2 separate regions of the Mus musculus genome follow, and region 1 is linked to region 2. Evidence: chromatin contacts called from ENCODE POLR2A ChIA-PET data. All regions are on one chromosome and are shown on one strand. Each heading gives the region's core, a stretch centred on a gene start or an enhancer-like site at or near the end of the contact. The rest is flanking DNA. Distances are from core to core; before and after follow the strand shown. Region 1 holds the start of Ccar2 (cell cycle activator and apoptosis regulator 2). Region 2 holds the start of Egr3 (early growth response 3).

Region 1 (5,050 bases), core at 1,436-3,935, 76 kb before region 2:
ATATCCCAGACAATAGGGTCCAGGAGCACAGAGAGGAGCTAAGCCAGACAAAGGACCCAGGTAAGGGGCAACTGTGTCTTCCTCTGCATTCTGCTGCCTATGTGCCTGCCCAGGGTCCCATCAGCAGACCCCTAAACCGTAGCTTAGTGGGGCTGCTTCCTGCTTGTTTCTGGCCCCAGATGATGTAGTTCTCTTTCAGAAGGTGCAGAGGCAGCTTCACTTCCAGAAGTGGGGGTGCTTGTCACCAGCCCCTCTAGGCTGCCAGAGGCCTTGCTGGAACCAACCCACATCCTTCCACCCTCCCAGGAACCCAAGGTAGTGATGGATATATGTGGAGCAGGTAGTAGAATGGTGCAGGGTGGGGGAACATGGGAATGTGTAAGTGCAATGACAGGGAAATGACAGGATTGCTGTTTGGAGCAGGTGATTTGCTTGGGCAGTGAAGTTCCTGGTAGCTTCATTAGGGATGTATAGTATATAGATGTACTATAATAAGATGAGCCCTTATTCTCTGTTCAGCAGGATCTCTCCCACTGGGATAAGGTCAAAGTTCTGCTCAATCGGCTCCGTTGGAGGAGCCCTCGACTTCCTGAGCCTCCTGTTCCCCCTGATGGTTCTGGATCCAGGTGAGTCTTGTGCCTGATTTAGATTTAGGCAGTGGGGAGAGACTGCTGGGCGAGGATGTTGGTAGTGTCCTGTCTTGTAGTTAAGATGCCCCATTTGGCCGGGCTTGGTGGCGCACGCCTTTAATCCCAGCACTCAGGAGGCAGAGGCAGGCAGATTTCTGAGTTCGAGGCCAGCCTGGTCTACAGAGTGAGTTCCAGGGCAGCCAGGGCTACACAGAGAAACCCTGACTTGAAAAAAAACAAAACAAAACAAAACAACCCCCCCAAAAAAAACCCAACTAAACAAAAATATGCCCTATTTGTTGGTGAAGAGACAGAAGATGACATGAGATTGGGAACAGTGGCTTTCCCGAAGCCACTACCAGATTGTGGGCGGCATGTTCATCCTCACGTGTCAAGCCCTCACTCCTTACCACTGAAATTTAGGGGCTGGTAAGGTAGACACACAGGCAAAGTATTTTACTGTAGGTGAAGTCTGTCTGTCATGGTTGGCAGCTTCTCCTCAGGAGGTATGCAAAGCTTCTTGTCTGTTTTCTTTCTCTTCTTGTCTAACTTTCCTTTGCTTTTCTATAGGATGGAGTTTAGAAACCTCTCTGACAGGACTCCGTGCCATTCCCAACGGAAGACCTTTATACCAGCATTGGTGGTTAAGAAGCCACGAGCAAAAAATCTTTCTGTATGACCTCTTGGTGTACCTGGTGACCTTGGGAAGAAGTCCCTCACATTTTGGCTTACTGCTGCTTCTCTGCACTGCCAAGAAAAGCTATTGGTGCTTGCTCCTCTTCAAGGTGAAGGCCAAATCCATCTCTAAGCATCGAAGCAAGGAGCCCTGGATCCCCAAGAGGTTCCTGAGTGCAGTTCCAGCACTCTTCCAGGGCTCTTCCTCCTCATCAGAAATCTCTGGGCTTAGGCAATGTGAATTGACTTATTTATCAGGTGCTCATAGAGCATGTTTAGTATGGGAGTGTGTCAGCATGTTGCAGATGTAAGTTTATGCAATCTTTGTTGGACTTCCGTCTGCCCCATCTGATGGAATCATTCGTCCAAAGGGTTGGTGTTTGGGGTGTCACTGGAAGGATGGCACCGATCTTCATTCCACAATGAACAGTTACTAATGTGGACTTCTAATGTCTTCCTCATACCTGAGACGGCAGCCCTAGGACCAAGAACAACATTGCCTTGGGTACCTTTGTAGTGAGTCACGGCTCTGGAGTACAGCCCCTGAAGGCTGAATGAGGGATGGGGGGAAGGTCAAGAACATTGAGAGGAACAACACATAACTTGCAAGGTCAACTCTAAGATGCTGTGTTCTATCCTGGAGTTTAACCATAGCGAAGTCTCTTAATTTCTGAGCCACAGCTTCCTACTTGGGACCATGATACCCACCTTACCTACCTCATAAGCTTGTTAGGAGGATGAAGTAACATTAAACATTCTCAATGTGTGCTGTGACTGTTAAATGACCTGGGAAGGGTGTGATGCTGGAGGCAAACAGGAGTGGGGAGATGGGAGGCCAGAAGTTAAAGGAAGGTGTGTGTGTGTTCACTGTTAATAGTTGTGAAAATAGCCACATTTCTGGCAAGATTTTGGATAGAGCCACTTCATTAAGATCGTGTACGTTTCATATTTGAGAGTCTGGGTATAGATTTCGGATATGCTTACCCCTTGCTGATGGTGCAGTCAAGAAAAGGACAGGAATAGGGATGGGGGTGGGGTGGGGTGGTCATTGGCTTTAGTCAGAAGACTATCCCCTGGAAATGGACCCCCAGTAGGCACGCTCCTCCTCTAGCCAATGGAGGCCCTGCTTCTTTTGTTGCTGTAGTCTTGGGGGTTAGTAGAGCACAGCAGGGTGTGTAAGTGGTAGTCCCCTTCCTTGTGTTTGTGGGAGTGGGTCCAGTTCCAGTCATTTTGAGACCTGGAACCAATGGTTCGAGCTTACTTTTCTGATGGGACACTTGAGAGAGGACACCACCGAGCTCGGCTTCCGAAGGCATTATCGGATCTGGGAAGGCGCACTTCCGTTCCACAGTTGGAGCGGGATGGCAGGCTGGTGTGGGGGAAGGGAGAGGTCGATGGAGAAGAGGGAGGTACCATATCCGGGAGAGTGGCAGCTTCCGACCAGTGGTCTCTCTTCCGGAGAGGCGTTTCCGGTGGTGGTGGCAGCGGCGGCTGCGGTGGTTCCGGGTGTCTTTGTCCCCCTGGTGTCGTGGCCCTGGCCCGCAGGTGGGTTGGGGGCCTCCTGCTGCGCCCCCGCCTCTCCGTCTCTCTCGGGTGGCGAGGCTGCGGGGTCCGAACGGCGAAGATGCGCCAGTCGCGGAAAGAGCCGAGCCCCTCTGGACTGCAAGCTCCGTCGCCCTGGCAACGGCCTCGGCCCTGGGGGCGGGCGGGAGGAGGAGAAACCTCGCGCCGTGAACCTCCCACGGTGGCTTCTCGGTGGCCCGGCCCGGAAAGCTCTGCGCAGGCGGCTGCGGAGGCCGGAGCCTAGGGTCGGGACCTAGGAGGAGGGAGCGGCGTGCAGGCCGCTTGGCGAGGGCCGGCTGGACAGCTCCCTTCCCACCAGCGGGTCCTAAAGACGCCTGGCGGGCTTCCGGGGAGAGGGCCCGCATCACCAACCCGCTACTCGCACCTTTTATTTTTATTTTTTGCCCCGGCCCTGCGTGGAGTGTTCTGGCGGATGTTTTTGAATGAATGAATGTCACCGGAGCTCTTCCAGCCCCTCACTCCTCCAGCTTCTCTAAGGGGTGCCAGTGACATAGTGAAAGGAGTGCTAAGTTGTTGGGAGACCTGGGTGTGAGTCCCACTCTGTCACTACCTGGTTTTGTGGCCTTGGGCAAGTCTCCGGATCTCAAAGCTCCAGTTTCCTTGTCTGTAAACCAGCATGTCACTAGCACCCACCACTAGGTTATTGTGAGAACAAACTGGAGTAACGTTACTACCAATTTCATCTCCTCTACATCCTCTCCATTCTTCCATTTTAGGACCCACCTCTTCACCTTAAAAGCTTTACTTAAGATTTTCTATCCCCCCTCCCCCTCCCCAATAGATGGAAGTTTTCCATTGGAGCTGCTAACTTCTTTCTGTTTTGATTGAAGGTTTCCCCCCAAGACCTTGAAAGGACAGTATTCCAAATGTCCCAGTTTAAGCGGCAGAGGATCAACCCACTTCCAGGGGGACGCAACTTCTCAGGTGCTTAACTCCTTACTGGTTACACTCAGAACATGCTCGAGACTCAGTTTCAAAAACTATGGCTCTTGGGTGTTTTTCTGAATGTCTGAGTAGCTGATTGGAGCCACCTAGACCTCTGGGTTTATAAGATCCTCTGGCTATCTTCTAGTGCTTCGGGTAGTAGGTGCAATTCCTGGAGATTGCTTCTCTGTCCCCATAGGCGCAGCTTCAACATCTCTTTTGGGCCCTCCCCCTGGTCTACTTACTCCTCCTGTGGCCACAGACCTGTCCCAAAATGCCAGGCACCTTCAGGTATGTTGGGTGCTCTTTCTAGCGAGTTTCCCTTTGGGGCGACCCTAGTATGTTTGGATGCCTGCTGTGTGTTGTTTCTTGTGTTACAATGGTTTTTTGTTTGGTTGGTTGGTTTGGTTTTGTCCTGGTAGTAGGCCAGTGTTGGGGAACGCAGACAACTCTTAGGTTGGGGAATCTTGAATACCTGGCTCCAGAGAGGTCTTGGTGCGGTTTGGATGAAGTCAAGTATTAGCGTCTGTCCTCTTCACAGATAGGCTGTGTGCCCACTGGTTTTCTTCCCATGTGAATTTTCCTGTAATACCACGAGCCGAGTCCCTGTGGCTAGAGATGAGGCCCTAGTGACATAGCATGATTTTGTTCAGGTCACTTCCTGTTGCTTTTGACCTATCCTTCTCTTGCAGAGTGGGGAAAAGCAGCGAGTCTTCACAGGCATTGTTACCAGCTTGCATGACTACTTTGGGGTGGTAGATGAAGAAGTCTTTTTTCAGCTAAGGTAGGCTTGAGGCTAGTCTGTTCTCGGAAAGGTTGTTGCATTTAGTTCTGTCTCTGTGCTGGTGGGCCCCCTCTTTAAAGCCATTGCTTTGCTATCTTACTGCACGGTATGAGAAATTTTGATGGAGAAGGTCTTCCTGGGGGCAGTCAGAATAACTTGTCCAGGGTGCCTCCTGATGGGGCCTCCTGGTTTGTGTGCTGGCAGTGTGGTGAAGGGTCGACTGCCCCAGCTGGGGGAGAAGGTGCTGGTGAAGGCCGCATACAACCCAGGCCAGGCCGTGCCCTGGAATGCTGTCAAGGTGCAGACGCTCTCCAACCAGGTATTTTTCTTAGCATGTCCTCTGCAATGGGGAGGAGAGGAGGAAGTCTTGTGGTCTGACTTTTGGGCACAATCCTTTTTGTTGAGGAGGTGGGATAGATGTCTCTTCATGGTATCAACCTGGGGATCCCCTAAA
Region 2 (4,738 bases), core at 2,099-4,598:
ATCCGAGGCATTTCTGTAAGAAACATTATTTAAGGAGCAGATGGAAGACCATCTCCTCCGGTCACATGCAGGTCCTTAGCTTGGGACATCTCCCAACGGCTTGGGGACCCTATGTGAAGAAGAGTTTAGGGGTAGACACAGCCCAGTTCAGCTCAAGAGTCTCACACACGCGTGCGCGCGCGCACACACCGCACTCACTCACACACACACACATACACACGCACACTACACACAGGCGAGCACGCACACACTCGCGCGCATCACCGCACGCAAGCGCGCGTGCGTGCGGCGGGCAGCAAGCTCTGCGCTTTGGTGCGCTCCTTACCCCCTCCCCCTCTCGGGTGTTCGAGGGGGAACACAGGGAGACACTGGAGGGGGAAAACAGTGAGGTGCTTGGGTCTGGCGAAGGTTAGATGGGCCCCGCCTTCAGTCCCCCGTAGGTCCTTGGCGTGGCTCAGCGGCCCCTGGATCAAGGCGATCCTAACTGAACAAAGCGGGCTAGACGCCACCTTTCCGCCCCCACGCCTTGGCTAAGAGGGGGGCAGCAAGGAGAAAGTGCCTCCAGCCCTAGCCCCCAACCGCCGGCCGGTGTGAAAGGGTGGAAATGGGGGGCGTCGAAGGGGGAGGCAAGGGGGCCGCACGTCCAGGGCGAGATCAGGGCGCGGCCCCTGCGCCTCAGTGACTGGCTTTCCCCTCTGCTTTCAGGCGACCAGCCAGGAGGCACTGGAAGGGAAAAGAAGGGATCTGGGTGCCGGATCCTCAGGCGCAGGTGGTGACCACAGGGGCCAGGGACACGGTGGGCGCCGAGGATGCAGAGGGCGCACCCCCTTTCTCCGACTTCTTCTCCTTTTGCTTGAGGTGGATCTTGGCGTGGCGCTTGCGCTCGTCGCTGCGCGCAAACTTGCGCCCACAGAACTCACAGGCAAAGGGCTTCTCCCCGGTGTGCGTGCGGATGTGAGTGGTGAGGTGGTCGCTGCGGCTGAAGCTGCGCATGCAGATCCGACACTGGAAGGGCTTGTGGCCCGTGTGGATGCGCAGGTGCCGGGTCAGCTCGTCTGAGCGGCTGAAACGGCGGTCACAGCCTTCCGCGGGACACGCGTGGGGCCGCTCGTGGAGCGGGGTCTTGCTAGGCCGATTGGGGTACTTGCGGGGCCGGATGGGCTTGAGAGTGAGCGGCGGTTGGGGCAGGCTGCCGAATCCCGGGTGGATCTGCTTGTCTTTGAAGGCCTTGATGGTCTCCAGTGGGGTAATAGGGGGTGGGTTGACCCGGATGGGGTCCATGCCCTGGAAGGGCTTATGTTCCGGAATGGAGCCCATGTCGTTGGGATGGTGGTACAGGTTGTAGTCAGGAATCATGGGGAAAAGATTGCTGTCCAAGGCCGGCTTGGCCGATTGGTAATCCTGGGGGGAATAGGCGAGCCCAGGGTTTCCCTGGGGGTCGTGGAAAGACACGGGCTCCGAGTAGAGATCGCCGCAGTTGGAATAAGGAGGCAGCGCCGGATACATGGCCTCCACGTCTCCCTGAGGAGGCTGCACCATGCTAGCCGTGGACGTCTGCGTACTGAGCGCCCCTGAGGCCGGGGGCACCCCCAAGATGCCGGCACTCATGAGGCTAATGATGTTGTCCTGGCACCAGTTGGAAGGAGAGTCGAAAGCGAACTTTCCCAAGTAGGTCACGGTCTTGTTGCCGGGGGCTGGCTGGAAAGAGCTCGAATAAGAGAGTTCCGGATTGGGCTTCTCGTTGGTCAGACCGATGTCCATCACATTCTCTGCGGAGAGCGGGGGAGAGAGGGGAGGGGTGAGTGAAGCCGAGCCGGCTCCCGGCCGCGGCGCCCAGGTCCTTGCCCAGGAGTAGAGGGTGCGGCCGGCTGGAGTGCGCAGCGCGTGGGGTAAGAGGAACGCCGAGCCCGGCGCAAAGCGGGCGGTGCCGCGCTCCCCGGCGCAACCTGGATACAGCAAAATACTACGGATCGGGGTGTGGAGTGGCTCCGGCACACACACCGCACACGCCGCGCACACACTCACGTACCACACACAGACACGCACGCGCGCAAGAGAGCATTGTTGTTCTTCCCGAGGTGGGGCGGACAGGTAGCTGCAGCTACAGGTAGTTTCAGACCCGGAGCGCGCCCGGCTCTCGCTCTCCAGCACACACAACTCGGCCTCTTCCCCCGGCCCTGTCTACTCCAAGACGCCGCGCCTTCATGCCCCAAGCGAGGTCCCCCTACGCGCGCTGAGCCCGGGTGGCCGACCCAAAGAGCTTCGACGCTTTTGTCCTCGGAGCGCAGAAGGGTGCCGCCCGTAAAGGGAGCCTCTCCCGGCCCCAGTCTCCTCCCGGCCTGAAGGAGCTTTCTGCTCGGGCTGGAGGGGAAAAGCCTAAACCCAGCTAAGGAGAGTGGAGAGCGGCGGAAAACCAGCCCATGTCTCCACGGCGGGAGCGGCCGCCGTTCCCAAGCTCCCGGGTCCCAGGATCGCCCCCGGTGGCAAACCCTTTCCCCCGCCCCGTGGGTGAGCCCCCTCCCTCTCCCCACCGTCCCCACACCCCCAATGGCTTTGCTGAACGCCCCGGAAAGGCAGCGTCGCAGTACCTCTCCCACCGTGGGGACTCCACGCCGCACATGGCTCCATCCCGGGTGGGAGGCTGAGGGAGTAAGGAGGGGGGAGAGCGCGGGTGAAAAAGACGCTGGGCTCCTCCCGAGAAAGGGGGCTACAGCACCACGCCTTGCACGCAGCCCAGCGATCGGGCCCCCTGCGTGGGGAGGGAGAACCCCAGAGCTGCTCGCACCTACCTCCCTCCAGTCGGCGGCTGCCCCCACCCGGGAGAACCGAAGCCTCAACCGTGGCGTCTCCAACCAAGCCTTCCCGATCTCGGAGGGCGGGAGGAGTGGGTGGGAAAAGCAACTCGCCCCCCAGAAAATTCCCAGCGCGCCCCCCATCTTTCCATCCGTCTCTCCATCCATCCATTTCTGCATCCATCGATATGTGCATCCATCGCTAGCTCGCTCCCTCCTCCTCGTCCTCCCCCTTTCCTTCCTCGCTGCCTCGCCGCCTCACCGCCACCCTTACCTGTAGCCATCTGATTGTAATGGGCTACCGAGTCGCTGCTGCCGGAGAAGAGGTTGAGCGCGCTGGGGATCTCCTCGGGGTACAGATTGTCAGGCAATTGATTTAGCAAACTGCTCATGGTCACCGGCAGCTTCTCGGCGAGTTTGCCGGTCATAGCACTCCCGAGCTACCGCCGCCACCGCCGCCGCCGCCACCGCCGCCGCCGCCTGTTCCTAACGCAGCTTCCAGGCGAGCGGCATCCGAGAGGCGATCCGTGGTGCAGGGGAAAAGCATGCGAGAGGGAAAGTTCGGAGGGAGGGGGGAGTGAAAAGGGGAAGGGGTGGGTCAGGGGAGGGGATCTATTCTTTTTTGGAGGGGTGGATGGGAGAGGGGCAAAGAGGGTAATCCTCTCGGGTGCCTCGGCTGGTGCGGTGCGACGCTGGGTCGTGGGGGTGGGGTGGGGCGTGTGCGAGGAGTGGGATGGGGGCTGGGCTGGGGGGGTGATCTAGGCTCCAGGGGGTCAGACGCGGCTTCAGTATTGATCTCACAGACACGAGCCCGCCGACCCCCCCCGCCCCCCGATCTGCCACAGCCGCCGCCGCCGCTGCCGCCGCCACCTCCTCTGCTGCTGCTGCCGCCGCCGCTGCTATCACCACCAACCAGCCCCGCCGCTTCCTAGCTAGCTCACTGCTGCCCAAAAGCTCCCAGCCAGGGAACTCCACCAGTCTATTTATCTGAGCCCCGGGAAAGCTCCGTGACGTAGCTGCCCATATATGGACAGACAAAGCCCAGCCGAAGGGGCGCGACGTCACAATGGAAGCTCCTCACAATGGAACATTAGAAAGCAGGAAGCGGGCCGCAGCCAACGTGCAGCGCCCGCACCGCTCTCCGTTCTTTAAAAAAAAAAAAAAAAAAAAAAAAAAAGTCAATTAGATTAGAAAGAAGGAAAGCGAGAAGAGAAAAAAGAAAGAGGGACGAAGCCGAATGCAAAGCGCGCGATGCGCAGTGCACAGTTGAAAAACCCTGTAACTAAACATGTAGGTTTTTATTTGAGGACAGCATTAGAGACAGAATTTAGTCGTTGGAGGAGTGGAGTTGTTTGCAATTGGTCTCCAGCACTCCCAGCATTTAGAAAGAGTTCAGTACACCAGGACACAGGTTCCTTAGCAGTCTAGGAATGGGAGAGGTGACCGCTTCAAGCCAGGCTCCCCCACACAACTTCTGTCTTTCCTTCTTATCCTTGACTGGATTCAGATGGAGAGATGAAGTATTTTCCTTTGGGGAAGGGGTTCTAATGTCCTAAGGCTTCTTATTCTTGGACACTTAGAACTTTCGTGCGGACATCATTCTGATTCACCGCCCGCAGCCCCGGCCCCTCCCTTGGGGTTCCTGACCCCGCGCTGACTCTCAGTTGAGCGCAGTGGCCCGGGAATGTGTAGCGGATTAGCTAGTTGCGCAGTGGGCAAGAACTTTTAGGGGCGAGGGTATGAGGGTTTTGTTGTTGTTGTTGTTGTTGTGGAGATTAGGAAAGAGTGAAGTTTAGGGGATAGAAAACACGTGCACCAAATAATTCCCAGATAAATTCCCTAACGGTTCTAAAGCAAACCCCTTTGGCCACAGGATGGCAGGAGGGCCCAGCAGGCCGGGGCACAGTCGCTATCTACTGCAGCCGGCGAAGGGCTTGCGGCTGAGT

Evidence for each region. ChIA-PET counts read pairs that join two places held with the same protein, here RNA polymerase II (POLR2A).
Region 1: POLR2A ChIA-PET joins it to region 2 with 19 read pairs in Patski. The contact joins the promoter of Ccar2 here to the promoter of Egr3 in region 2. POLR2A ChIA-PET finds 5 or more read pairs at or near these places in 2 of 5 experiments (Patski and embryonic stem cell).

The regions. Positions count from the first base shown.
Region 1 is chr14:70,151,426-70,156,475 of GRCm38, reverse strand. It overlaps Ccar2 (cell cycle activator and apoptosis regulator 2), which reads left to right and starts at 2,685. Exons shown (of 21, transcript NM_146055.3): 1 at 2,685-2,849; 2 at 3,719-3,812; 3 at 4,012-4,103; 4 at 4,505-4,596; 5 at 4,801-4,915. The coding sequence starts at 3,755. 9930012K11Rik (RIKEN cDNA 9930012K11 gene) reads left to right here. Exons shown (of 7, transcript NM_001112735.1): 4 at 1-60; 5 at 200-315; 6 at 523-626; 7 at 1,200-2,071. The coding sequence ends at 1,308.
Region 2 is chr14:70,075,927-70,080,664 of GRCm38, reverse strand. Egr3 (early growth response 3) reads right to left here and starts at 3,348. Exons shown (of 2, transcript NM_018781.4): 1 at 3,067-3,348; 2 at 1-1,769. The coding sequence starts at 3,220. The coding sequence ends at 760.